2 separate regions of the Mus musculus genome follow, and region 2 is linked to region 1. Evidence: chromatin loops called from intact Hi-C (ENCODE). Cell type or tissue: gastrocnemius. All regions are shown on one strand. Each heading gives the region's core, and the rest is flanking DNA. Links, peaks and the distances in the headings are about the cores only.

Region 1 (2,917 bases), core at 102-2,601:
GATATTTTAAAGCCAAGGATGGGTTAAACAATGGTGTTTACTACAAAACTCATAATCAAGTAACTTTCAGTAAAAATAATTACTTTTATTTCAAAATTCTTAGTGGAGAGGACTTTAATGTTGCATGAAGGAGAACTCTCTGAGGTAGTGGACTGCAGCCACTCTGATAAGATCACCACACATCGCACACAAACACTGGGTGGCCACACTGTACTCCACGAACACCTAAAATTATGTGCCAGTTTAAAACAAAAATATATTTTAAACAACTGTTTACAGGAAATAGCTATAATAAAGTCATTCTTTTAAATCCAGTTGCTATCCTGAGACAGAAGATCTGAAGTTTAGACTTGAAATTCCAAACAAGTGAGTTTTAAAGAATAAAACGTTTTAAAACTTAGTTTGACCTAACTTATTTTTGAGACAGTCAGACTTTGAGCTTGTGGTTCCTCAGTTCCAAAAGGGCTGTGTCTGTTTTGCTTATTTTGAGATAGGATCATTGTGTAGCTCTGGCTATCCTGTAACTCACTGTGTGGAGCAAGCCCTGCCTCTTCAGTGCTGGGATCAAAGGTGCCACCACAGCCCAGCAAGAGCTTTGACTTGTTTGTTGTCTGACTGGGAAGCTGGGGACGAAGGGGTAGATGAGTTTCACGCTTGTTTGTGAAACTTGGGGTTTTCTGATTCTCTGTCTAGTGGTTTCTCCCAAACCATGCTCTCAGGAAGAGTCCCTGGGACAGTCATGTGGAGGAAAAGATGTGTGGACATTTGCCCAGCTCCATATACACAATGAAATACGAGCCACTGTTTGTTTTCACGGTACTCAAAGTACCTTTGATTCCCAAGGCACAGTCTCATCCATGGCTCAAGCCGCATGGGAGTCGTTTGAGGAGGTCCACAGTCCCCAAATGCTTGCTTTACTCAGAAGCTCTCTGTAGAAATCCGTGCAGGAATGGAGAGCTGGCTGGAACTTGAGCAACTTCTAGGCTTAAGCCTGCAATTCACACTTTCTTTGAACTAAGTTCTAGATAAAAAACAGAAAACAGAAAAACAAAACCAAAAAAAAAAAAAACCCAAAATAAACATAAATAAATAAAAACTTCAGAATTTATTTAAAAAGAACTACCAGCCTTGTAAAACTCATAATTAACATTAACTTTCCTGCCACCGGCTCTGAAGTCTGGTTGCTAATGGGGAAGAAAGCTGAGAGGCCGACCACAGTGGACACTGCAGGGGAGCTGGCTCATTCCAGGGGATGCTGGGCAAGTCTTATTTTCTGGAACTTGCTCTTGTTTTATGGAAGCTCTGAGGGTTTTTTTTTTTTTTTAGATTTGAGATTAGACTTGAAGCACAAGGCCACAGGGTCTGGGATAAGGCTGCTTTTGATGTGCAAATGGCCAAATTTACCTTTTCCACTAGATGGCATTAGCAACTTCTGAAGCCAGAAGCTAATTACCAGCCACCTTTGTTAGGCTCTCAATTACACCTGTGTGTCTTAAGCTGTAATTGGTAATCGACTCTCTTGCATGTTTTAACTCGGATGCCAGGTACACGGTTAAGACATTGGTATCAGCTCTCTCCCGGGACAGAAATAGCTTCTGGGAGTATCAAAATGGCATGCTAGAATCTCATATTTCAAGCAAGACCTTTGGAAGCAACATACCATGCCACGATAAATTTAAACTAAGTATTCCTAGCTCTCCTTACGATAGTTAGGCAGCAAGCAAGTTGCTAGGTAGACCGGGAAAAGAGAGTTTTGGTTTTCTCAGCAGGGGGAGGATTTTTGTTGTTATTTCTTTAGAACTTGATGGTGTGTTCAAACGTGCAGGGGCAAACCACACCCAGATGTGCAGACTGATCATCTGTCTTCCTGTAATTGTTCTGAGGAAACTAGGTTTTTAAATTATAAATGCAAGCCTCTACTGCCTAGAACGGATGCTGTTCAAACCGTGACTGAAGTGCTTGCCCCTTCGTATGCTCCGTGGAGCTCACTCAAGACTCCGTGGGTGTGTGTGGGGTCTCGTGTCTCCTGCGCAGGCAGTGCGGTGCTCCTGTGCGCACCTCTGCCGCTGCCTCCATCGCTGCCTGCTGCTACCCCGCGCCCACCATTTCTTCCTGTTGATTGGTATCACCTCGCATGCTTAGAATGTCTGCCTGTCTGTTCAGAGTGTGAACTCATTCCTCAGACTCCTGATCGGTTCGTTTCGCACCAGTGTCAAAACGACTTATTAAATCCCGCACCTCCTGATACCCAGTGGCTGATGTGTTTCTGTCCAAACAGTAAATGACAATAAGCATATGCAGTCGGTGGTCTAGCAAACTCATTTAATTTGATAAAAATGTCACCGCAACATGCTTTAAATCGCTGTCCTTTTCATCATCGCTAATTGCTAGCTATAGACCTTTTTCCTATGCTTAATACAAGTGTTAGAATACTGCTCCTTCCAGTCTGATTAGGAATTAAAAAAAAAAAGTAGAATTCCTTTTCAGTGGCAGCATTATTTCATCAAGAGATGGATTTTGCTCTTAATTAGCCAACATGCCACAAGGGAGGCTTCCGAGTCACGGGTGTGAAACAGCCTGGAGCAGGAGATCAATCTACAGGAAGAAAATGGCGGCTGGGGAATAATTGGCAGCCCGGGTGAACGTGGGCTGGTTGTAACAGGGACAATATGTTCCCTCGAATATCACGAACCTCTCCCCCTACCGCCAACTTGGCACATTTCAAACTCAACAAAAGATGTGTGTGTGGTTATTTGTCTATTGTTTGAGACTTTTTCTTGCAGCTGTGGTGAGGTTTGCTCATGTGTTAGTTTGACAATCTGGATACTTCTGACTAGAGTAGGAGATTAGGAGGAGATCTGTGAATTCAAATAAAGAAAAAAAAAATCTAACCAAAAACAAACAAAAAACAATTCTC
Region 2 (2,917 bases), core at 188-2,687, 99 kb after region 1:
GCTTGCTTAAGCTTGTGCTGAGTGACTTTGACCAGGGAGATAAAATGCACATCTACTTGTTCAACAGTTACAGACCAAAGAAGCAACTCACTTCAATCTAGCCTCGTGAACGAACCAGGGAATTTACTAGAGTTACTCACAGGAGCATGGATGAGGGGTTTACATATAGCTGTACCATCAAAAAGCTCACCACAGCGTGGGTGATGAAGTATGAATGCTACATGCAGTGGGGCTGACCAGAGTCTCCTTTCCTTAGCTTGTTAGACCCTTAGGTAGGTGTGTGTGGGGAGGCGGAGAGCATCAATCTGTACCTTCATTAGCTTCTTGACTCTTGTAAGTGCTGTTAGCTTCTATGGCAGTGGCTCTCAGCCTTCCGGATGCTGCGACCGTTCAATACAGTGCCTAATGTTATGACTCCCCTCACCCCCAACCATAAAATTATTTTCACTGCTACTTCATAACTACTTTTGATATTGTTATAAATTGTAATGCAAATATCTATGTTTTCCAGTGGTCTTAGGACCCCTGTGAAAGGGTCACTGGGACTCCCAGAGGGACCTCAAGCCACAGATGGAGAACTGCTGTTCTAGAGTCTTGTGGACCTCTCTCCCTGCAGGAAGAGGAAACAGATATTCAATAGCCAGAGATACAAAAGGGTGAGTGGCAAACGAGTTTCTATAGCTTCATGGTGTCTTCTTGTTCCATGTTTAATGTCCTAGAGCTTTGAAGGCAGATTAGAAGTTTCCCACTATGTCCTATGCTATGTCCTGAAACATGGGGCCTTTCTTCCTTCCTTCCTTCCTTCCTTCCTTCCTTCCTTCCTTCCTTCCTTCCTTCCTTCCTTCCTTCCCTCCTTCCTCTCTCTCTCTCTCTCTCTCTCTCTCTCTCTCTTTTCTTTCTTTCTTTTTTTTCTTTCTTTCTTTTTTTTTTTTTTCAAGACAGGGTTTCTCTGTGCAGTCCTGGCTGTCCTGGAACTCACTCTGTAGACCAGGCTGGCCTTGAACTCAGAAATCCGCCAGCCTCTGCCTCCCAAGTGCTGGGATTAAACCCGCCCAGCTGGGATTTTTTTCTTATTTACTTGACATATTAAAATCACTATAATACTAATACGGGAGAGTCCAAGACAGAATTGCTGAGAGCTACCTGGGCTACACAGTGAGTTCCATAACAGCCTAGGATATAGTGTGAAATCTTGTGTTTCCTCATGGGGACAGGATGGCTGACGAAATGGCTCATAAGTTAAGAGAACTTTCTGTTTTGTAGAGGACCAGAGTTCAGTTCCTGGATCTCAAGTGTTTCAGCTCAAACCAATTGTACCTTAATTCCAGAGGCTCCAACGCCCTCCTCTGGCCTCTGTGGGAACTACATTCACATTCACAATGTGTCCCCCATTGCCTATACACACAATTAAAAAGGGAGATAGTACTTTTTAAATGACCGAGGAGGTACTTTTCAATTCCAAGACTGCTATTTATGTGGTTTTCTGGGTGTTATAAATAGTATTGCTCAGGGAATCCTTTTGGGAGAATTGAACATCTGTGCTGAAGACAAGAAACCTTTGTAAATAAAATGTAGGCACTTTGGGAATCAGGTGTGTTAAAGGACTCCGGAGTCACAGTGAAGCCACACTTGCTTAAAGTTTGGTGCTGTGGATTATTTTCTAAGCCATTTTACCATAGTTGGCCTCCCATAAGTCCATTTGGAGTAGGCAAATGGATTATCATGCACTTGCAAACAATGTCCAGGAGCCAGGACATGGCTACACATGTAGGGGAAAGGTGGCTGGGAGGCCAGAGTGGTCTTTATTCTTTCAATATATGGTGGACTCATGGGTCACCCTAGGAAACCTGTCCTGTTCCATCACATTCCTGTGTCATGGGCCAGAGCACCTAAAAAGTTCAGGTGTCTCTCCAAGCCTGCACAATGAAAGAATTTGCCTACTGACACATGTCAGATAGAGAAGGGGCTTGATATGTGCACAACACTCACGCACACACGCACATGCGTGCGCATTGACCACAATCCATTCCTGGAAACTATTGTAAAATAGTCACATTTTCCCATAAGAACAATGTCATAATTGAGCATTGCAATCTTGACCAAGCACTTACTATTAAATAAATCATGGACATGACAAAAATACCCCATAAAAGCAAAGACGCTATAAACCTTTATCATACTTTTAAAGAATAAAAATGTGCTCTGTCATATAAATTGGCTTGGATATACTGTATACATTGATTATATAAGAAATCTCAATGAACTATAAAGTCTATATAGTATAAAAAAAACCCCACAGGTGTAGCACATCATAAATTTGACCTAAAGCTATTATGTGAACTATAAACATTAAACATTTAATTAAGCATCTTTTTTTTTTCTTTCTTAGAAGCAGGGAGAACATTTCATGTCAATCAAATGTTTACCTCTTCTCTCAGTGAACTTTGCATTAACAAGTGGCATACCAGAGAGCATCTCAACCTTTGATACAGTAGCTGATGGGAACACCTACTGCTGTTGAATGCCATGGTTCAATCCACAAAGCCGGGCGTGGGGTGGTATGGAGATCATTACTATGGCGGCAGAGGTTTCCTAAGGAGTGCCGGCTGAGTGCTAAGAGGTAAAGAGCAGGGACTGTGTCTGGATAGCTTTGAGACTTGAACTTGATGTAAATGCCTACATATTCCTTAGAGAACACATTTGGTGTGAATCTGGTGTTTAGTGCTTGCTGCCTTTGAAAGAACATGTATGCGTCCAGTAACCACGTGGCTCTTTTCAGATTCTTTTTATCCAATCTGGTTCGAGGACTTCAACAGCTCTGCCACCATTTTCTTAGTAAAGTAACATTTTGAAAACCTACTTAAGACAATACCCTAGCTAGCTGAGCGTTACCTGTGTGTGAATGTTTTTAGACTAC

What was found. Peaks named below come from ENCODE experiments on the same cell type or tissue, not always from the same donor. Only the 100,000 strongest peaks of a DNase experiment are listed, where the experiment ranks them.
Region 2: it touches region 1 in a loop (3-fold over the local background); 2 of 42 quality-filtered maps call a loop at or near these places.

What each region holds. Positions count from the first base shown.
Region 1 is chr11:19,712,996-19,715,912 of GRCm38, reverse strand. No RefSeq gene overlaps it. Among named protein-coding and RNA genes, the nearest start is that of Gm39602, 28 kb to the left of the region's middle. In gastrocnemius, for the core only: a CTCF peak has its summit at 1,408 (motif pointing right); a DNase peak (open chromatin) is centred at 1,295; H3K4me3 peaks cover 928 bases; H3K27ac peaks cover 1,422 bases.
Region 2 is chr11:19,613,665-19,616,581 of GRCm38, reverse strand. Gm39601 (a long non-coding RNA gene) reads left to right here. Exons shown (of 5, transcript XR_872268.1): 4 at 512-656; 5 at 2,390-2,768. Among named protein-coding and RNA genes, the nearest start is that of Gm39601, 3.6 kb to the left of the region's middle. In gastrocnemius, for the core only: a CTCF peak has its summit at 1,363 (motif pointing left); no DNase peak of the experiment used is centred there; H3K27ac peaks cover 143 bases.